Linked DNA regions of Homo sapiens: region 2 is linked to region 1. Evidence: read pairs that join two places in POLR2A ChIA-PET (ENCODE). Cell type or tissue: Caco-2. All regions are shown on one strand. Links, peaks and the distances in the headings refer to the core of each region. The heading gives the core; the rest is flanking DNA. Region 1 overlaps FOXF2-DT (FOXF2 divergent transcript). Region 2 overlaps LINC01622 (long intergenic non-protein coding RNA 1622).

Region 1 (11,817 bases), core at 2,475-10,474:
CGTTAGTATTGAGATGAGAGGTACTGTTCTATTAATTATGCTAGTTATTGCCTTTTTCCCATTGTGTGATTATTTTATAGGCCCCGTGAAATTTATGGTTTAAGGAGGTTCTGTTTTGGTGTATTTCAAGGTTTTGATTCAAGATTGAGAACTTCTTTTAGCACTTCTCATAGTGCTGGCTTAATAGTGGTGAATTCTCTCAGCATTTGTTTTTCTGAAAAAGACTTTATGTCTCCTTCATTTATGAAGCTTAGTTTTGCTGGATACAAAATTCTTGGGTGACAATTATTTTGTTTCAGGAGGCTAAAGATGGGACCCCAATCTGCTGAAAAATCTGCTGTTATTCTGATAGATTTCCCTTTATAGGTTATTTGATGCTTTTGTCTTGCAGCTCTTAAGATTTTTTCCTTCATCGTAACTTTAGATAACCTGATGACTATGTGCCTAGGTGATGATCTTTTTGCAATGAATTTCCCAGATGTTCTTTGAGCTTCTTGTATTTGGATGTCTATGGAGTTAATTTTTTTTAATATGGTGTAAGGAAGGGGTCCAGCAGTAATGTCCCCTCTTGCATTCCTAATTTTAATAATTTGAATCTTCTCTCTTTTATATTGGTCAGTCTAGCTAAAGGTTTGTTAATTTTGTTGATCTTTTGAAGAAACAACTTTTTTATTTTGTGAATTTCAGCTATTGTTTTTCTACTTCTTATTTTATTAATTTCCACTGTAGTCTTTGTTATTTCCTCCCTTCTGCTTTGTTTTTAGTTTGTTTTCCTTTTTTATAGTTCTTTAAGATGGAAGTTTAGATGATTAATTTGAGTGAGGGGCTGCCTAGTGGAGCTGTGAGAAGAGGGTCACTGTCCTCTAGACCCAAGAATGGTAGATCCACCAACAGCTTGCACCATGCACCAGGAAAAGCCACAGACACTCAACGCCAGCCCATGAAAGCAGCTGGAGGGAGGCTGTACCCTGCAAAGCCACAGGGGCAGAGCTGCCCAAGATCATGGGAACCCACCTCTTACATCAGTGTGACCTGGATGTGAGATCTGAAGTCAAAGGAGATCACTTTGGAGCTTTAAAATTTGACTGCTCTGCTGGATTTCAGACTTGCATGGGCCCTGTAACCCCTTTGTTTTGGCAAATTTCTCCCACTTGGAATGGCTGTATTTACCCAATACCCATACCCACATTGCATCTAGGAAGTAACTAGCTTGCTTTTGACTTTACAGGCCCATAGGCAGAGGGGACTTACTTGCCTGGTCTCAGATGAGACTTTGGACTGTGGACTTTTGGGTTAATGCTGAAATGAGTTAAGACTTTGGGGGACTATTGGGAAGGCATGATTGGTTTTGAAATATGAGAACCTGAAATTTGGAAGGGCCAGAGGTGGAATGATATGGTTTGGCTGTGTTCCCATCCAAATCTCAACTTAAATGGTATCTCCAAGAATTCCCACATGTTGTGGGAGGGTCCCAGGGGGAGGTAATTAAATCATGGGGTCCATGATTCCTGTGCTATTCTTGTGATAGTCAATAATTCTCACGAGACCTGATGGTTTATCAAGGGTTTCTGCTTTTGCTTCTTCCTCATTTTCTCTTGCTGCTGCCATGTAAACAGTGCCTTTTGCCTCCCATCATGATTCTGAGGCCTCCCCAGCCATGTGGAACTGTAAGTCTAATTAAACCTCTTTTTTCCCCCAGTCTTGGGCATGTCTTTATCAGCAGTGTGAAAATGGACTAATACAGTAATATATAAAAAGTTTGCTGCTATATTGCTCCATTTACTCTCCTCTCCTTTGTCCTGTTATTGTTATACAAATGACATCTTTGTATGTTGTATGCCCATCAGCACAGATTTATGGCTATTGCTTTATGGAGTGCATTTAAAATTAAGTAGGCAAAAAAAGAGAGTTGCAAACAAAATATGCAATTATACTCTCTTTTATAATTTCCTATGTATTGAGCTTTACTAGTACTTTTATTTTTTCTTGTGGATTTGAGTTACTATCTAGTGTCCTTTTATTTTAGCCCAAAGGGCTTCTTGTAATTTTTATTGTAGGGCAGGTCTGCTAGCTATAGATTCTTGCAGTTTTTGTTTATCTTAATGCCTGCTTCGTGTTTGAATAATAGTTTTGCTGGATGTAGAATTCTTGGTTGACAGTCTTTTCCATTCAGCATTTCAAATGTGTCATTCCATTACCTTATGGCCTCCATTATTTTTGATGAGAAATCAGCTGTTAATGTTATTTATGAGTTCATGTATATGATGAGTTGCTTCTTTCTTGCTGTTTTTAAGATGCTGTCTTGGTCTTTGTCTTTTGACAGTTTGTTTGCAATGTATCTTGGTCTCAGTTTCTTTGTGTTGATCCTCCTTGGAGTTCGCTGAGTTTTCTTGGATGTGTAGATTAATGTTTTGCATCAAATTTTTAGCTATTTGGTCATTATTTCATCAAATATGCTTTTTATATTTTTCTCTACTCTACATTTTGGACTCCCATTATGCATGTAGTTTATATGCCTCATTATGTCCTAGAAGTTTCTGAGAATCTGTTCATTTTTTTGTCATTCTTTTTCTTTTCTGTTCCTCATACTGGATCACCTCTATTAATGTATATTTTAGAATCTTGATTTTTAATTTGGCCTGCTCAAATCTGCTGTTGAGTTCCTCCAGTGAATCTTCATTTCAGTTTTTATAATTTTTGTATTCTAGAACTGCTATTTGCTGTTTTTTTAAAAAAAATTTCTATCTTTTTATTGATATTCTGTATTTGGTAAGAAATCATTTTCAGACTTTACTTTTTAAGATATGGTTGCCTTTAGTTTTCTGGAGATATTTAAAATTGCTGATTTAAGTGTTTCTCTGGTAAATATAAAGTCTAGGCTTCCTCAAGTATAGTTTCTTTTGATTGCTTTTTTCCTTGTGTTTAGGCCATAACTTATTGTTTCTTTACATGTATTATAGTTTTTTCTTAAGAACTGGACATTTTAAATTATGTAATGTGGCAGCTCTATAAATCAACTTTTCTCTCCCTCTTCACCCAGGGTTTGTTGTTGTTTGTTTGTTTGTTTAGTGGCTTTTCAGAATTAATTGTGTCAAGTCCAGATTCTTTGTCATGTGTGGCTGCTGAAATCTCTGCTCAGTTAGTTTGGAGATCAGCTAATGATTGGGTAGCAAATCCCTTAACTATCTGGAACCAATAAGTTTTCTAGTTTCTGCCAAGGGGCTCTGTGTGTTTTGGGGCATGCCTTTATTAGTCAGTTGTGTGGTTTTCGTGTCCACCTTAGCCATCACTTGCTGCTTGCACAGAGCCTCAAGGTCAGCCAGAGACAAGAATTTGGGAACTTCTCAGGTCTTTTCTGAGAATGCTCACAGCCCTGGATATGCACATAGCCTTACACATGCATGTAGCCTCCTAGAGTCCCAAGAATATGTCAGCCTTCTGTGGACATTTCATTACTCAGCTTTTACTTTTTATTTTTTTAGTTAGCCTGTTTTTCGTTCCACCTGTTGTCACTGCTTCAGGCAGTCACTATGTGAAACAATTGCTACTGATCTGTTTTCTACAAGTGCCTCCCCCTTCATCCCAGAAAAGGTCATTTGCACTGTTTGTATCTTATTTGAATCAGGTCAAATAAGGACAAGCTTTGGGAGTGGGATATTTCAAAGACCAACCTGACAAGTTGCATAATGACAATTCTCTGGGAACAGGGCTTTCAAGGAAGTTTAATCCCTTTCTTCCTTCTTCAGTGGTTCTGGTTTTTACTGTGATTGCTGGCTATTGGTTTTTAAGGCTACCAAAGAGCAAGGGAGGAGGAGATGGGAATAAGCAATTAAAAATGTCACAGAACTCTCTGTTCTTGCCTAGATTCAGCTGTTTACACGAGTAAAGGATCCTTGGATTAATGCAAGGCTTGGTTAATTTCCAGAGGTCAGGAAAAGTTGATTGTGACAGTTTTCCCAATGTATTTATTGCTTATATGAAGGGGAGAATTTTTGGAGGTCATTACTGCCATTCACAGTGCTATCTGCATTGTTTTTAACAGTGAAAACCTGATAACAAGAAGAACATTTGTACCATGGAATGTTGTGAAACTACTCAGAAGAAAGAGTTTTAGTTGTCTCTTGACATGGAGGAGTGTGGCAATGTTTTAAATGAGAAAAATTATATATATATAGAGAGAGTGAGCACATAAATGTGGGTATCTATGTCTCTATCTATCCATCTATCTTCAATTTTCCTAAAATTATAACAACTGAAAGCTCCTATGTGTCTATATTTTCCTTTGAGTATGGGGACAGGTGTATAAGGCAAATCCTGGGGTGTCAAGTTGGTTGTAGTGAGATTTTGGGAATAAATGGGGAGAGGATGTGTGGAAAAGCATATTAGCTTTTTCTTTATTATCTTTGCATAGTTTCAGAGATTGTGGTGAACATGTGTTGCATTTGTTATTTTTGAAGGTGACATCTTAAGAAATATTTATGGGGGACAAAACCATCCATTATTCTACAATCCTCAAGAATTTTACATTTAAAGTTTTCTCTTTCTTCTTTGCTTTCTACAGCCGTATAAATATACTTTCATAGTCACAGCAGAGATACATTAGTATTCTTTTTCATGTGAACCAAACTATTTCATAGTTTAAAAAATTAAATGTTGCACTGGCTCTCCATGTTTCCTAGGACTATTTTTTAGACTCAAGAGAGAAGAGTTGTTCAGTGGATGCCAAAACATGCAGCTGTGCTTATGATAAAGCGGTGATGGCTGAAACAATTGGCAGGGCCTCCTACAGCCATTGCTTCCTGCCAAGCACAAGCCTTCAGGATGTGATGAAAGGGCAGGGAGAGCTTTGCAGGCAGGCTCACTGCTGTGTTGTGGAAGTCCTTTTGGATTCTTAAGAGACATTCTATTGTCCTGTGTATTCAGCCTCAAGTGGCCACTCTAAAATGTTTAGTCACCCAAGACTTTGAAGAGCTCTTTACTCTTGAGTGGAGGCATAAGGAGAAGCCCAAAGCCCTCTACTATCTGACTCATGCCTTGCTGTTGCTACTTCAGTGTCCTTCCTGTGCTGAATGACCTGCAAATTCAGGGAGAGATCCTAGAGGACCCTATAGCAGTCTTAGCACGGACACAGCAGGTTTCTGCTGCACCTGGCTGGTGGTCTTTGGTCAACTTCTTGAACTCTCTCTCTGCTTCCCCCTGATTCCCTAAACAGTTAATATGAGTAGTAACACTTCCCGACCATATGGCTGTCTCTAAACCTTCATCCTTAGCAGGTGTGTGTGGGAGTGTGATACACACAGGGGTACCCACTGTCTCCCAAGCTCCAGGACAGATGTGTGGCCTGGCACATTTGTTTGGGGGTTCTGGGCTATTACTCTTGCATGTTGCTTTTCTTGCCCCTGTTTCTTATCTCTTTTTCATCCAAGCTCACCTACCCTTTTCCTTTTGATTAAGCAAATGGTGCTATATTCAGGACAATGATGTTTTTATCATGTTGCCTGGAGCTCATCCCTCATCTCTGATACTGTTGTGATGTTGTGAGAAGGCACGGAAGCACTGTGGGCTGTGGGGCATGGTGGGCACCATACTATCACTGAGAAGACATGAGTGAAGACCACTCACGTCCACAGGCCCACATGAGTGAAGATCCAGCCCTGCTTGGAAGAATGCATGGGCAGCATCGCCTGTGTGTGTGTGTGTGTGTGTGTGTGTGTGTGCAGAACTGAGAAAAGATAAGGATGTCTTGCATTACGCAGTGGAAGTATAGTAGCGCTGGTCTTTCATAAGTTAATGGGCATGATGAGTTAACCTATATTCCTAGAAAAATCAGAACAGAACTCCATGAACATGAATGAATACGTGTGTTTAGGAAAGTCAGAGTTTCAGTATTGATCCATCAGAGAAAAGACCTAAGCAAAACCGGATAATTATGCAGAGTAATCTGCCATCAGTAATAATAATATATATTTTTTGAGAAGGAGTCTTGCTGTATCGCCCAGGCTGGAGTGCAGTGGCGCAATCTCGGCTCACTGCAACCTCTGCCTCCTGGGTTCCAGCGATTCTCCTGCCTCAGCCTCCTGAGTAACTGGGACGACAGGCACACGCCACCACTCCTGGCTAATTTTTGTATTTTTTAAGAGAGACGAGGTTTCACCATATTGGCCAGGCTGGTCTTGAACTCCTGACCTGGTGATCCACCCACCTTGGCCTCCTAAAGTGCTGGGATTACAAGCTTGAGCCACCATGCCTGGCCAGTAATAATACTTTTTAAAAACACCTTGATTATAAGCTGCGGCTTTAGCAAATGCTTGGCTCCACATGGTGCTGATGATGTGTCTGGCATGTTTAACTTCCTGCTTTGAGCATTTTATGTTAAGAGTCCCTGAAGACATTAGGGGACTGGTTGAGTGGAGGGACAGAAGCGGGAAGTGGTTAGATGAGAAGCTGAGTGTGCGTACAAGTGTGTGTGTTCATCCTTGCCTCAGAACACTAGGTAGGTGTGCTGTGTTATTTACAAGCTAGGGGTGGGGGGGGCACTGGTTGCAGCCTTTATATTGAAGAGAGGTTTCCACTTTGGACCCTCCTGTGGGTCAAGGGAAGAAGGCAGTGATAAGTGTGTCCTTCCACTTACATTACTTTTGTCAAACATGCTAAGTTGACAGCATTTGCTAAAATACTTAGCTACTCCCTTAAGGGGCATCTTGGCTTCATGTGATGATTGGCGATTAGTAATGACTCATCACTGGTGAGAAGTTAAGAGCACACCCTACAAAGACACAGTTGGATTATACAAGTCTTGCCCTAGTTAGAATGTCCCGCTAATGAGTGCAAGGAGCTGGGGTGAAAGAGTGGCAGATGTGCCACGGATGGTTTCCAGCAGTCCTTTCTTAGTTACTTAGGATGTCAGAGGGGTTTGTACACTCAGTTCCTCCAGAGCCATCCACTTACTTGCACTCTTAGGTAAATAGCTCTTGGTTATGGCAAGCCTGGCTAATTCACTAAGTCTTTCAGGTACTTAGTGACAGATGCTGTGTGATTTGTGGGACACCACAGGGAGCAAGCTGGAAGGCTTGTGGTCCAGCGGTCCTTGCAGGTTTCACAGCAATAGGCTTCATGCCATCCCTGCCCTGAAAAGCTGCTGGAGGCAGCACAGTGTGATGATTTAACACACAGGCATCGGATTCATAGCAGAGTGGCTGCAAAATTGTATCTGAATGCAGCAAGGCCTCAGCAAAGTTATTTACCTTCCTATGTACCAGCTTCCTTATGTGTAAAAGACCATAGTAGCACTAGGACCCTAGGATTATCCAATTATTACTGGAGAGCTATCTATCTATCTATCTATCTATCTATCTATCTATCTATCTATGTATCTAAAAGGAGATATATTAAAGGAGATATGTGAAAGAACTAAACACTGTGCTTAAGAAATAGCCCTCAGTAAACATCAGTTGTTATTGTTGGACACAAGCCTGGTGGACAGGGCAGAGATGAATATGTAAAACTCTATCACTACTATTAAAAACAACAGGAACAATACCATGGATAGACAAGCTTTATTATTTTCATGTGCCAAAGACTGAGCCTTTGGGTTCCTATGAATAACTGGCTTTCCTAAATTTTGAGAAAGTTTCACTTACAGTGATGTAAATAAGAGAATTAAGCCCTAAATACAGGATCTCCATTTAAAGATTAACACGTGTATGAAAACAAAAACCCCTATCTGGCTCTTAACTACCCCTTCTGTTTGAAAGGGATGTGGGGGTCGTTGGCAATCCCCTTCCACTCTTTTAAACTGAAAAGTTGAGAAATGCATATGGTTAGAAAATGCTGAGTTAAAAATGTGTGAAAAATCTTTCTGGTTCTGGACCTCAGTCCTTCTCCCCAGAAGTAACTATATTGTCAGTTTTTGTCAAATATCTACTTATCCTCCTACTAATTTTTGAAATTTTATTTGTGGTAAGATATACATAACATAAAAGTTGCCATATTAACTTTTTTTTAAAATTTGTTTTTTATTTTTAAGAAACAGGGTCTTGCTCTGTCACCCAGGCTGGAGTGGAGTGGAGTGATCATGGTCCACTGTAGCCTTGACCTCCTGGACTTAAGTGATCCTCCTACCTCAGCCTTCCTTGTAGCTGGAACTACAGGCATGTACCACCACATGCAGCTATTTTTTATTTTTATTTTGTGGTAGAGATGGGGGCCTTACTATGTTGTTCAGGCTGGTCTTGAACTCCTGGCTTCCAGCGATCCTCCCCTTTCAGCTTCCCAAAGCACTGAGATTACAGGCATATGCCATGACTCCCAGCTCCATATCAACCATTTTTTTTAATGATACAGTTCAGTAGTGTGGGTACATTCACAGTGTTTTGCAACCATCACGACCATCTATCTCCAGAACTTTTTCATCTTGCAAAAGCGAAACTCTGTACCCATTAAACAATTTCTAATTTCCTCCTCTCCCAATCCCTGGCAATACTCATTCTATTTTCTGTTGTTATCAATTTGCCTATTCTAGGTACCTCATGTAAGTGGAATTATACAGTATTTGTGCTTTTGTGACTGGCTAATTTCAGTTAGCATAATGTTTTCAAGGTTATCCATGTTGTAGCATATGCCAGAATTTCCTTCCTTTTTCAGGCTGAATAATATTCCATTGTGTGCATAGACCACATTTTGTTTGTCTATCCATCTATCAGTGGAAGTTACATAAGTGTCCACCAAAAGATGAATAGACAAATTTGTGTGAATGGGTCAATCTTAAAATTTTAGAATCAATTTGTCTATATCCACAAAAAACTTGCAATAATATTGTTTGGGATTATGTTGAACCTATAGATCAAGTTTGGAAGAACTAACACCTTAACAATATTGAGTCTACCCATCCATGTACATGGAACATCTCTCCATTTATTTAGATCTGTTTTGATTTCTTTTATCAGAGTTTTATAGCTTTCCGCATGTGGATCTTGTACATATTTTGCTGGATTTATACCGAAGTATTTCATGTTTTTTGGGTGCTAATGTAAATGGCATGGTGTTTTCAATTTCAAATTCCAATAGTTTCTTATTGGTATATAGGAAAGCAATTGATTTTTGTGTATTAACCTTGCATCCTGAAACCTTGCTGTAATTGTTTATTAGTTGCAGGAGTGTTTTGTCAGTTCTTCGGGACTTTCTGCATAGACAGTTATGCCATCTGCGAACAAAGACAGTTTTATTTCCTCTCTCTCAATCTGCGTACTTTTTATTTCCTTTTCTTGTCTTATTGCATTAGCTAGGACTTCCAGTATGATGCTGAATAAGGATGGTAAGAGTGGACATTCTCACCTTTTTCCTGATCTTAGTGGGAAAACCACTAGTTTTTCACTATTAAGCATGGCTTTAGCTATAGATTTTTCTGTGTGTGTGAACTTTTTGTTCAATTTGAGGAATTTTTCCTCTATTTCTAGTTTGCTAAGAGTTTAAATCATGAATGGTTGTTGGATTTTGTTAAATGCTTTTTCTTCATTTATTGATTTAATCATATGATTTTGGGCTTTCATTTCTGTTATTGATTTCTAGTTTAATTCCATTGTGGTCTGAGAGCAGATTTTGTATGATTTCTATTCTTTTTAATTTGTTATGGTGTGTTTTATAGCCAAGAACGTGGTCCATCTTGGTGAACTCTTTGTGTGAAATTGAGAGAATATGTTCTCTGTTGTTGTTGGATGAAGTATTCTATAAATGTCAGTTCTATCTAGTTGATTCATGATGCTATTCAGTTCAACTATACCCTTGCTGATTTTCTGCCTGCTGGATCTTCCAACTCCTGATAGAGGGGTGTTGACATCTGCAACTATAATAGTGGATTTACCTATTTATTCTTGCAGATCTATCACTTTTGGTCTCATGTATTTTGACACTATGTAGTTAGTGCATACACATTAAGGATTGTTATGTCTTCATAGAGAATTGACCCATTTATCATTATGGAATGCTCCACTTTATCCCTGATAATTTTCCTTGTCCTGAAGTCTGCTTTTACTGAAATTAACATAGCTATGCCAGTTTTCTTTTGCTTAGTGTTAGTGTGGTATATCTTTCTCCATCCCCTCACTTTTAATCCATCTGTGTCTTTTTATTTAAAGTGGGTTTCTTATAGATGATATATAGTTGGGTCCTGACAGTCTCTCTCTTTTAATTGGTTCATTTAGACCATTCACATTTAAAATGATTACTGACATAGCTGGATGAATACCCACCATATTTGTTACTGTTTTATATTTGTTGCCCTTGTTTATTCTTTCTTTTTTCTTTTCTTTTTTGTCTTTCACTCTTTTTCAGTCTTCTCTGGTTTTAACTGATCATTTTATATGGTTCTATTTTCTCCTATTCTCTTAGCATGTCACTTACACTTTTAAAAAACAACTTTTTTTAGTGGTTGCCCTGGGTTTACAAAATATAGGTACTTATTCCAAGGCATTCTTGAGTAACACTATACCACTTCATGGGTAGTGCAAGTACCTTAGAGTATTCCCAATTCTCCTCTCCCATTTTGTATAACATTTCCGTCATTCATTTCACTTTTCCATAAGCTACAATCACAGAATGGCTTTTTGCTATTATTTTTCGAGCAAACTGTTATCTTTTAAATCAATTAAGAATAATAAAAATTAACCCGGGTGCAGTGACTCACACCTGTAATCCCAGCACTTTGAGAGGCTGAGGCAGGAGAATCACTTGAGCTCAGGAGTTTGAGATCAGACTGGGCAACACAGTAAGACCCCATGTTTACAAAAAGTAAACCAAATTAGGTACTTATGGTGGTATGCACCTGTAGTCTTAGCTACCAAGGAGTCTGAGGTGGGAGGATTGCTTGAGCCTGGGAGGTTGCAGTGAGCCTTGAGATTGTGTCACTGCAGTCCAGCATGGGCAACAAAGTGAGACCTAAGAAAAGTTTAAAAAACTAACCTTCACTTAATTGCTCTCTAATGTTCTTCCTTTCTTAATGACTTTCTTCCCTGTATCATTTTCCTTTTCTCTGAAGAACTTCTTTTTAACATTTCTTGCAAGGCAAGCCTACTGGAGATAAATTAATCTTTATTTTTCTGAGAAAGTCTTTATGTTCTTTTACTTTTGAAGAACAATTTTGCAGCGTACAGAATTCTAGTGTGTTGTTATTGTTATTTTTCTGTCAACACTTTAAATATTTCACTACACCTTCCTTGCTTGCAAAGTTTCTGAAGAGAAGTCCTGTGTAATACTTATCCTTGCTCCTCTATTGATAAAGTGTTTCTTTCTCCTTTCAATATTTTTCTCTTTGTTTATGATTTTCTTCTGCTTAAACAGGATGTACCTAATTGTACAGTTTTTGGTATTTACTCTGCATGGTGTTCTCTGAGCTTCTTGGCTGTAAAGTTTTGTGTCTGTCATTAAATTTGAAGCATTACCAGTCATTCTTGTTTCAAATGTTTCTTCTGTTGCTTTCTCTCTTTTGTCTCTTTCTCATATTCCCATTATGTGTATGTTACAGCTCTTGTAATTGTCCTACAGTTCTTGGGTATTCTGTTCTATCTTTTAATTTTCTTTTTGATCTTTACATTTCAGTTTTAGAAGTTTCTACTGACATATCTTCAAGTTCACTGATTCTTTCCTTGGCCATGGAGTTTATTGATGAGCTCATCAAAGGCATTCATTTCAGTTGTAGCATCTTTGATTTCCAGCATTTTCTTTGGAATCTTTCTTAGAGTTTCCATCTCTATGCTTACATTACCCATTTTTTCTTGAATATTGCCTACTTTTTTCATTAGAACCCTTGGCATATTAATTACA
Region 2 (11,817 bases), core at 1,948-9,947, 280 kb after region 1:
TTGTGTATTTCAAACACTTCCTCCTTTAGGTAATCCTCCCCAACTACACCCCCAAACTTGGTTTCTCTTACTCCTATCCATATATATAATGAGTATGTGTGTAAGTATATATATAGACACACATACATACATATGTACATATTTGTATATAATTGTTTAAAAACATTTTGTAATGAAAATATCAAACATGAAATGCAACAGAAAGACTAGCACAATGAATTCCATGTACCCTTCACCCATTTTCCACAAAATGATCAATGTATGATCCATCTTCTTTCATCCATAGCCCACTTACTTCTCCCCCTTCTTGTATTAGTAGAAAAAAAAATCAGAAACCGTGTGATCTCATTGGTATGTTAGCTTTTTAAATAGCTTCCTACTGCTGTTAAAATTGATGGGTGTTGGCCAGGATGGGTGGCTCACACCTGTAAACCCAACACTTTGAGAGGCTGAGGTGGGAGGATCATTTGAGACCAGGAGTTCGAGACCAGCCTGGGCTCCTACAAGAGTAGGAGTCAGGAAGCGTAGATTTAGTCCAAATTTCCCGGTAAATCAGCTTTATGCGCACAGAGGGCCCTCTGACCTCAGTATCTTCAGCTTTTTAAAATGTGAGATTAGGCCACATGAGTGGATCTCTATAGAGGCCCTTTCTTGACACATGCAGGGGTCTGGAGGTCTATTTTAGTAACTCAGAGACTTGCTTAGATGTCCCCAAGATCCGGAGCATACCATTTGGAAGCCTTGACCCCACATGACCTTGGCGATACCTTCTAGTTCTAATGTTTTCTGAATGTTCCCACCTGTGCTCTCTGGCCTGATGAGGCTGAGAGCTGCTGGGTGGGACTCCCAGGCCCCAGTGGTGGCCAAATGCCTTTATAGTGGCTGGGAGGTATCTGCTGGTTTCAAGACTGTTTTAAGCAGTGAATCCTGGGGGTTGTGGGGAGGAAATCACCCTGGTGGCCTATCTCGTGGCCACTCTCCAGCCCTCTCTCCTCCAGGCCACACTCCTTTGGCTGCTGAGGAGCTTTGGTTATACATGGGTGATGCCGCGCCATGTGGCAGGTGTGGATTTAATTAAACGAGGGCCAAGTCAACGGTAATTGCCTCCCCAGTCATCCTGGTAATTGGACGGTGAGGCTGTATCTGCAGGGTTCTGTGTGTGGAACAAATGGCTGTGTCGCAACCCCTATTGCCACATGGCCCAGGGTGACTCCCCAGCATTCTTCTGCCAAGAGACATGGAAAGGCCCACTCAGAAACGCATGGGGAATGGTGCCCTGGAAGCCCCCGTCTGCTGCATTTCTGTGGAGGGTCTGCTCCCAGATGGGGAAGGTGTGCCCCATCTCACAGTGTGATGCCTTCTCCTACCCCTGGCTAGAGTGGCTGAAACTGAAAGCTCTGGTGAATGACATGGCATTTGCTAATCTGCAGATACTTAGTCCCCCACCCAACAACAAAACAGTGACTGAGTGCCTACTGTATACCAGTTAAACCCTGCTTGAGCATGCACATTCCACTTGTTCAGGCAAGCTCTTTCTTTCCCTTGAAATGTCGCCCCTTTGTGTGAGCTCATCAAAGTCCTCCCCTCTCCATGCCCAGCTCAAACATCACTTTTTTTTTTTTTTTTTTTGGCTGGGCACAGTGGCTCACGCCTGTAATCCCAGCACTTTGGGAGGCCAAGGTGGACAGATTGCTTGAGCTCAGGAATTCGAGATCAGCCTGGGCAACGTAGTGAGACCCTCTCTGTACAAAAACAATTATCCAGGCATGGTGGGGCACAACTCTGGTCCCAGCTACTGCAGAGATTGAGGTGGGAGGATGGCTTGAGCCCAGGAGGTCAAGGCTGAATGTGCCAAGATGGCACCACTGCACTCCAGCCTGGGCAACAGAGAAGACCCTGTCTCAAAAAAAAAAAAAAAATCACTTTTCACGCTTGAGAAAGAAAGCTTGGCCTCTTCTGAACTCCGGTGATACTCACTGTTTACTGCAAGAATGTGAATTCTCACTCCCGACCAGCCCTGTGTGCTGCTTGTTTGCCCACCTATGTCTTAGTGGGTTCCTGGGTTGCAGCTTCCTTGAAGACAGGTGGGGACCTTAACCCTTTCCTTTGGGGACACTGTGGTGCAATGGGCAGGGTTGCCATCAGTAGCTCTGAGCGTGCACATTAAACCTTAAGCAAATCTTGTTTGGTTTGGGATCCCTTTGCCTTTACTGGAGGGGAGGAAGTGGAAATGTTGCAGGAAGATGGCCTTCTAAGTGCTCAGAAGGCACTGAGTTCATGTCTGGGAAGTGTCCGTGAAGTAGTCTCTGATTCAGTAGTTGGAGATGACTTGATCCATGGGAGAGAGACAGGAACAGCAGCAACTTTCTTTGGTTCCTGGTATTTTTTCCGGCTCCAGTCCCAGTTCACTGCTCCCTAGCTTGGTGCTTTCTGGAGCCTAGGGTCAGGGACCGCTGCCGACCACCCTCCTGGATACAGTGCTGTTTAGGGTGCTTTGCTTTATGGGACACTCACCAGCTGCCCAGGGAAGCAGCAACAGGGAGGCCAAGCATCCCAGTTTGCCCAGCACTGCAGGTGTTCCCAGGATGCGAGACTCCCAGTGTTGTGCCAGCACAGTCCTGGCTGGTCACCCTAACCACAGCCATGCGGCTTCAAGCATCCAAGGGCCAAACACCGCCGGGGTGGAGAGGGTCTCATGATTAGTTTTATCTGATTGTGTCAGCTGCGCAGGGAGATGTGGCTGCATGCTGGTGAGGACAGACTGGAACCAAAAGGGCCTGAGCCAAAGTAGTTCACAGATAAGCTGTGCTCTCTGGAAACCACAGCAGACAGCCGTAAAACACCGGGAAGACAAGTCCTGCAAACACTTGCCAGCGCCCAGCTTATCACACACGAGATGTATAAGCAGAGCCCTGGAAGGCACGGCTACCTCGCTTCGGGGAAACGTAAACAGAGAATAAATAACGAGCCTGCCTCGGGCTTTCCCCTGTAGAAAGCTCGAGAATGGGAAGCCTCACTTAGAGAGGTCTAAGATGAGTTCATTTAAAATTTGGGGAGATTTTAAAGCCCATCCACATTGAAGTGGATGTTTAGAAGCTCAGCTCTGTTCTATGGAGTGGTCACAGGACGGATAGAAGTGGCTGAGGCCTCCACTCACTGGCCGCCACTGCCACTCCAGACAATTGAGGGGCTCCAGTCCAGGGCTGAGCAATGGCGGCCGTGGGGCCTTCCCTTTGAGAAATGGGAAATGCAGGCAAACCACTGCCCTCTCAGCACAGGGATGATGTAACTTGTAACATTTATCTCTAGCTTAATTATTAGAGATGGGGCCACTGATAGTACACCAAAGTCAGTGTGAAGCTTACTCCAGTGACAGACAGTTGGTCAATTATCTGGGCAGCATCAGATTATTTTGATCTTTCAGAGGGTTTGATCCTTTTTGCGTGGGTCACTATTACTGTTTTAGAACATCAGCCAAATAAAAAGAAAAATGTTTCATCTTCACAACCCTAGCAGGATAAAGCATTTCAAGAATCCCCTGCAGAATAATAAACAAATCTTTATAAATTAACTTTAGTTAATCCACTGGATGTTGGGAAATTCAGTGAAACCACCTTCATTTATTTTTGGAGAGATGCTGTGTCCAGGTCAGGCAGGCAGAAGATAGAGTCTTGTTTGACAGGGAGGCATTTGCTGAGCACATAATGAGAGTGGGGAGACACACACAGACACGCACAGACACGCACACAGAGACACACACACATGCACACACGGAGACACACATACACCACACACATACAGACACATACACATGCACACACACACGGAGACACACAGAGACACACATACAACACACACACAGACACACACACCTACACCACACATACATACATGCACACACATAGACACACAGAGACACACAGACACATACACACAGACACACATACAGAAACACAGGCACACACACAGACGCAGACACAAATACACCACACAAAGATACACACGCACAGAGAGAGAGACATACAGATAGAGACAGATACATATACACACTCAGAGAGAGATACAGAGAGAGAGACACACAGAAAGACAGAGATAGAGACACACACACAGACATACGCATGCAGAGAGAGACAGAGAGAGAGAGACTCACATATACACAGAGAGAGAGAGAGAGACAGACACACACACAGAGACATATACACATGCAGAGAGACACAGACAGACAGACGGGGGCACCTCCGCCTACCTCCGCGCCTGATGTCTGTTCTAACCCCAGTCCCAGGGTATGTGTGACCTCAAAATATATCCCCCTTTCATCATGGTAACTGAGTGTGTTTCTATTTCTTACATCTAGGACAGCCATCATAGCTACAAAACAGATGGATGCGGTAACACAGAACACCAAAAACCTCCGCTTAAGACTCGGCTGGGAAATTGAGTTGCCTTTTTTAATGGAAAAGGAAAAGAATCACCCATAAGGATAACCTTGAATTTAGAAAGAGCGGGTGGGTGGGGTGATCAGCTGGGCCTCTTCTGTGCATGGTAGAGCACATTTCAGAATTGTGTGTGTATCAGTGGTCACTGTAATTTAAGAAAAAAGAACAAGAATTCAGAAAATTATATCCTATCCGAAAAAAAGGCTACTCTAATGTTCCTGATGACTTCATTATCAACTGGAGTTATTTATTTTTCTAAGAATGTTATCTTTGGAGATAATTTTCATCAGTGAGTCAACCTTTGTTTGCTTGCATTGGTTTCACCTTCTATTATTTTTTACCCATGACTGTCAGCTTTTACCACTTACTGAACCCTGACGGAAGAAGGACGTCTGCTCATTGACATGCTGACAACCTGATAAGTCACCCCACACACATACCACACACACACGTGCACATCCACTCATTCGACTCGCTCAGACCCAGTGGCTAGTGTCGATTTTTCTCTAAAGTTGACTATATAATAATCACTTCATTTCCCAGAAACTCATGTGTCTATTCTTTTTTTAAATTAAAAAAATTCAACTTTTATTTTAGATACAGAGGACACATGAGCAGATTTATTACATGGGGATATTGTGTGAAGATGAGGTTTGGGGTTCAGATCTCATTAAATACCAAGAAGATCTCTGAAAATTACACAAATATATGGAAATTAGATAACTTACTTTTGAATATCTCTTGGGTGAGCATCAAAATCATGGCAGAAATTTTTTTAATTGAAATTAATAAATATAGGGACACAACTTTCCAAAATCTTTGGGATGCATCCAAAGCAGTTTACAGCCCTAGAAATGCCTTCATCAAGAAGCTAGAAAGGTCTCAGGGTAACATCTGTCTCTTCTTACTGTTATGAGTAAACAGCGATCACCATGTACTTTTAGGCATTCTTGCATTGATGAAGAGGGTTCTGTGTGCCCAACATTGCTCCAACCTCGAACCAGCTTTGAATCTCCTGGGGATGACATGCTCCAAGGTCAGCTCCTTCATGCTGGTCATGGCTGTGGGTGTGTCTGGGATGTGTGTGTGTTTCCTCACGTGCAGGCAGAGTGGTATTTGCTGGGCAGGAACTGTGGAATCTGTGGCTCCTATTCCAGGCCTCTAGTCAATAAAAACCAGCATCTTAGAATATTCCAGTCACCAATAGGGAAAATTGCTCCTGTAAATTTTGACTGTGAGGGGCAATCTCTTAGTTCAAGCTGATGCCTTTCTAATATCTCCATCTTTTAATGGTACTACAAAACGTCAAAGGACTCTCACAAACCTGCCTCATAACCAGCCATTCCAGCCATAGAGCAAAGTGTGTATCATTCTTACTGAGTTTGCATTGAGGAATCAGAAGCTCTGAGAGATGGGCCGACACATCCACGGTCACACAGTCTTCAGAATTCACCAGGCCAAGGCTCAGGAGCTTCCATGCTTTCTTCTTTACTTGTAGAATTTTTTTAAACTTATTCCTTTAAGATCTTTCATTGTACTTTCAACGCACTCCTGACCAATGCATTTTAAGACAACAGGGCTAGCGTGCAATTGGATTTCGGAGGGCAGTCATGTCAATGAAACTAGATAAGTCATTGTAAATTGTTATTTAACAACCACAGAATTGCTGTAGAACATCTGTTGCTGACGGCATGCTCAGGGCTGTTTCTTTTCAAGCTCACTGCCTGGCTGTGGAACATCAGACCAGATTTATGCACGTGCTCCTCCTGGTTTATGACTATGAAATTTGAAGAACGGCTCTCTTGGAATCGAGTATTTTCTTCAATTTCCTCTTGCCCTCTAGTTTAATCTAGTCCATCTGAAAGGAGTCCCACAGTATTGGGGACGGGGGCAGAGTATGGTGGCTTCACGTCCTCTGAAACCTGTTGCATTATCAGCTGCACTGGCAGGTCCCAAAGCTGGCAGAGGCCAGAGCCAAAGGCCTCATCTACAGATCAAGAAAGAAGTGAAGAGAGGAGAGGGGGATCCATACCCCTGCGTCCCTCCACTCCCCAGCACACCTCTGCTCACCTAGCTAATGAGGCCAGTAGAAAGGTACGCATTTGAGTTTTATTTTCAAGATTTTGCTATTTCTTTGAGAAGCCTAAAAGGTTAGTTGCTCCCCAAACTCTTGTATAAATCAGGGCTAGTTTCCCCTGGCCAATGTACCACTTCCTCCTCTATCCTGATGGGCCTTGGAGTGGTGATTCTATTATTTGCTCTTTTCTCTTTAGTGTAAATCTTATCTCCCCAATTTCCTTGAGGATAAGAGCCACGATTTATGCTTGATGATTTAGCAAGTCCTCTGCAAACACTCACTGTGGAATTGATGGGTAATAGACGCGGACGTAATCCTTAACATTGTGGATCTGGCTCATCTGGTCAAGACTTTGTCTACTCAGATGAGATTACGGGATCCTACCTTGGCAAGAGTTTCTGTAGGAATTCCGACATTCCTGGAGGAGGGGGTCATGCGTGAATCAGTGTGAGTCCGTCTGATCTCTTCATTCTTGGGAACCTTCTATTCCCTCAGAATGTAGAATAGTAAAGCAGGTAAAAGCACATGTTTAGAGTCAGACTTTCATGGGTGCCCCAACCAAGGTGGCTGACCTTGGGCAAATTCCATGGCCTAAAGACAATTCTGTTTTCTCCTCTTTAATATGGGCATAATCCTGGTAAGTACTTCATAGGCTTGTGAGGGCTATATGGTTGGATCCATATCTAGGGTTTAGAACCGTGTTCAGTGTGAAGCAAGTGTTTAATGGATGCTTGATATTTTCATATTTTCGTGGTTATCATACTGCCTCTCCATCTTCTCTTTCTTTTGTTTTGTTTTTATTGGCTTTTCTTTTTTTTTTTTTTTTTTTTTTACGGAGTCTTGCTCTGCCACCCAGGCTAGAGTGCAGTGGCATGATCTCGGCTCACTGCAATTTCCACTTCCCTGGTTCAAGGATTCTCCTGCCTCAGCCGTCTGAGTAGCTGGAATTACAGGCAGCCTCCACCACACCCGACTAGTTTTTGTATTTTTAGTAGAGACGGGGTTTTGCCATGTTGGCCAGGCTGTTCTCGAACTCCTGACCTCAAGTGATTCACCCATCTCAGCCTCCCAAAGTGCTGGTATTACAGGTGTGAGCCACTGCGCCCAGCCAGGTATGTTGAATGTACAAAACTCTTAAGGCTATTGACACAGTCATACCAAAAAATCTCTTCTCAATTTATCTTCCTTCATCTTTAGCATCTTCTTTCCATGAGCTGAGCTGAGGGGCAGGCTCTCTTCCAAGACCATGCAGTACAAGACTTCCCTTAGGTTCCTCCTTCAGACAAGGGAGAATTACTCCCATCTTGATCCTTTCTTTTGTTTCAACTTTATTTCAGATCTTACCTTTCCAAAGGAGGTGCTCATGTTTTTACATTTCCTCTGGGGTTCCCTGTCCCTGTTTTTGTCTTCCTTTTATCCTTCATCTAACTCTTTGCCCACAGAAATTCCAAAGATACTGCAAGGCAGGGGTTGCAACCTATAAACCAAATTCAGTTCAACGGTGTGTGATTTAAAGAACAAATCAAATTAGTTTCCAACACAAACACTTGCAAATAGAAAGCTGTCAAAATGTTGGGTTTTTGGTTTTTCTCCTGAAGTCTAGAGGACCTGGCAACAGTGGGCCTGCATTGCACAGGGCATAGACCTGCAGGAGCTGAGTGCATAGGCACCTCAGAGTGTTACAGGCTCTGTCCTGCTGCCCTGGGCCCTCCCAGCCAGCCTCCAGCCAACCTCCCTCACCTGCCCTCCCTACCTGGATCTTGGAGGTGTATGATTTTGTGATACCTGCTTTAGAGCAAGAACACTTGAGCACAGAGACCCAGAATGATATGACGACAATGCCTTTGGAGTGTGAAGACCTGGCTACAAGTCCTGGCCTTCACTAGCTGCCTGATCGTGCACCAGTCCCAAATCTTATAATTTTTTGTGTGCTTCTTTATCTGGTAGAGGGTGAGGACACTTGACCTCTGTCCTTACAGGACCACGGGGAGGAATTTTAGAGAGAAGGGGCATGAAAGTACTTTGTAAAGGGCAGTGCAGACGTTAGCTCTGAGGACGGGCCTCCTGTGTGTATCTCAGAGGGCTATCCCAGGATCATTGATGTTGCCAACACAAGAGTTTGTGCCAAATCTTCCCTCTGCCTTTGACTCTCTGAATGTGAGAATTTTTGCTCATGAGTGTTGGAGGCCATGACAGTCAGTATCAGTCCAGCAAGTCATTCTTTTTCCAAGCTTGTTACCTGCCTGAAAGGAGGCAGTAAAGCAGAGGTGCACAGCGCACCAACAGTGTTATCGGCAGGCTGCCTGACTTGGAAAAGGAGGAAGGTCGTTCCTACACATTTTCGTTCCTTGTTGGTTTTCACTACAAAGGACCTCACACACCCCCATAGTGCCCGTGGGCTGGCGTGTCCCCAGGATAAATAAAACCTGCATTTTTCTTATTAATCATCAATATGAAAACACATGACCTCTCTTTCTATTGTTCTGTGCCTGGTTCACGCCCTGTATAATTTTATATGGTTCCTACAGCCCTGACATGCCCTGAGCAACAATCGACATTGATTCACTGACTTATAAAAGTGTATTATCTGTTCTCTGTGTCTACGTAGAGTTCTCTGAGAGTTGCCCAGGCAGTGACTCAGGACTCCAGAGAGAGGTGCACAGAGCGGTCACACACCAGGGAGGGAGCGATTTGCAACTCAGAATACTTCTTAGCAGAAAGCACATTTGGGCTTGATCTGCTCCTTGATTTCTGTGGGAGTGACTTCGTGACAGTTTCAAGCTGAATCCTACATTTGCTTCTTAAGTCAACTGAAATTCCATTCGAGTTAGATCCATTCTGTGTCCACTTTAAAAGCCAAGCTGTTTAGTGGGGGATTGTTATGACACAGCAAGCTTGACAAAAAATACACCTGGTCTTAGAAGCAATCTTTGCATAGCTCTGAATGCACAGAAGAAAATCGTGCTTGGGTAAAGGCAAGGATTTCACTAGGCATAACTCACCATGAGGCATAGATCCTTGAGCAAAAGTCCAGCAGTATGTATGTATGCATGCTGAGCATGATGCTACCAGCTTAGCAGCAAATGTTGGTGAAGGAAAATAAAACAATGCATGTGTCCAACATTAAAAGTTTCTAAGTTTAAAAGTACAACAAAATTCTGCTAAATTTCTAACGGACGCTAATGTTTACAACTTCTCTTTGAGTCAGAAGGTTTTAGTTATTACTAAAACATGCTTCCTCAATTCCAAGCCTCTTCATTTTAATGTATTTGTAACTAGGCAATTACACAGTCTGGAGAGATCCTTCGTGCTCACTAAATATCCATGCTCTTTCTTCCATTTCCCAGCCTTCTTTGCAGTTTTCCTGGACTCATGAAATAAGAACAAAGGCATTGTGCATCGCCTTCAGGTTGAGGCAGCTAAAAGCTAGTAAGCCTCCTTCATTTCCCTCTTCCCCTGACAGTGGGGGACCTGTGCTCTAGAGGGCATCCCCGCATAAGGAGAGTGGCGGCCCGGCCCACATTCAACTGTGACCTGAGAAAGGAATGAACCGTGATGATGTGAAAGAATGCTGTGGCCTTTGTGTGTTACCACAGCATAGCTTGTCCTATCCTGTCTAATACACACATTTAAGGTAAAGAGGATTTTCCCCTGCAAAGCTAATATTACATCTATGACAAATGTTATCATTATTGTCATAGAATCCAAAAAATACAAATTCTATTTATTTAACTTCAGTGGTAAATGAGAAACTTTCGAGAAGCAGTAATTGTATCTAGAGAAGCTATTCTCAGTTGAAGGTAGGGGCAGCTTCCAGACAATCCCTAGAGAGCACTCCCAAACCCCTATACCTTCCCCACCCTAATCCTCTTACCCTCCAGATTTGGAGACAACTTTTTCTTCTACATACTTTTGATAACCACAAATTAGAGAGAGAGAGAGCAAGATTCCAGGAGCATCCACCAGTTGAGCCGTGAACAATGCAGGGTTTAGGGGTGGTGACCCCTGCAAGTCAAAACCCCACATACAATTTTTGACTCCCCAAAAACTTGACTCTAACAGCTACTGTTGACCAGAAGCCTTACTGAGAGCGTAAACCATCGACTAACACGTTATGTATGCTGTATGTATTACATACTGTATTCTTACAATAAAATAAGCTAGAGAAAAGAAAATGTTATTAAGAAAATTGTGTGGAGGAGGAGGAAAAGAAGGAGTTGGCCTTGCTGTCTCAGGGGTACCAGATATGGAAGAGAATGCGCATATAAGTGGACCTGCACAGTTTAAACCTGTGTTGTTGTGTTGTTCAAGGGTCAGCTGTAAGAGAGTTCACATAAAGATGTTATCCTTCCCATTGCTTCCATTTTTTTCTTTATTTTGTTTAAATAATATCTATTGGAGGAGGCCAACGAGGTGAGATTCCAGAGGCAGCCAGAGGCAGTGGGAGTGGTTGGGGCCCAGGAGAGAAGCTCAGAGAAGGCCTGGTGGGTTGAGGCTGAGGAGGGGATGAGGAGAGGCCAGCATAGGGACGACAGAGGAGGTGACCAACCTGGAGACTGTGCATGCATGGGATTGAGAAGGTGAGTGACTGTGCTGAGGACAGAGGGAGTCAGGTTCCTCACCATTGAAGAAGAGAGTTGTAAGTGCAGAAAGTGGGGAGGCTAGAACAAACCCTGTGGTGTTGGGTTGGAATCGGTGGTATCTGGGTGAACTCAAGGTTTTTAGTATACACAGTTAGAGATGGATATAGACATACTTGCCTGTGTGTGTGTTGGGGGGATATGCATATAAGCGTATACCTCCTAGCTCCCTCTGCTGAAGAGCTCAATGAACGTACAGCAATAGCAATGAGCTTATCCAGCATCCACATACTGGTTTCTAAATAACATTCTCCACTAAAAGAATGCAGAATTTCTTGGAAAAATGGCTGATTCCAGGCTGAGGCAGGGTAATTCCAAGATTAGCTTGGAAAATCTTTTACCAGAAAGTAAGGACATGTCCAAGAATGATGGGGGCGTAGAAAGGATGCAGGAGCCACGCAGAGGTGAAACCACTGGCCAGATCTTGGATAAGCTGAGCATCAAAATAAGTGATAATAACAGATTATAACCCACTGAATAAAATAAGAATTCATGAGTTTACTGTGATGCAAAAAAAAAAAAAAATACATGGGAGAAAAAGTAAAAGTTATCCTGATAGTAGGATGCCAACAATTAAGTGTAGAAGGAGATGTGAAATTAAACATTTCCCATTTGGAAACAAAATAGTAATAATTGATTCTGGCAGGAATCACCAATGGGTGCT

What was found. Peaks named below come from ENCODE experiments on the same cell type or tissue, not always from the same donor. Only the 100,000 strongest peaks of a DNase experiment are listed, where the experiment ranks them.
Region 2: POLR2A ChIA-PET joins it to region 1 with 13 read pairs; 3 of 35 experiments call an interaction of 5 or more read pairs at or near these places.

Annotation. Positions count from the first base shown.
Region 1 is chr6:1,341,949-1,353,765 of GRCh38, reverse strand. All of the region lies in intron 1 of FOXF2-DT (FOXF2 divergent transcript), which reads left to right. Among named protein-coding and RNA genes, the nearest start is that of FOXQ1, 36 kb to the right of the region's middle. RefSeq lists an enhancer at 4,465-5,114. In Caco-2, for the core only: no CTCF peak of the experiment used is centred there; no DNase peak of the experiment used is centred there.
Region 2 is chr6:1,061,213-1,073,029 of GRCh38, reverse strand. All of the region lies in intron 1 of LINC01622 (long intergenic non-protein coding RNA 1622), which reads left to right. Among named protein-coding and RNA genes, the nearest start is that of LINC01622, 34 kb to the left of the region's middle. RefSeq lists an enhancer at 5,698-6,897. In Caco-2, for the core only: no CTCF peak of the experiment used is centred there; DNase peaks (open chromatin) are centred at 2,849, 4,849 and 6,836.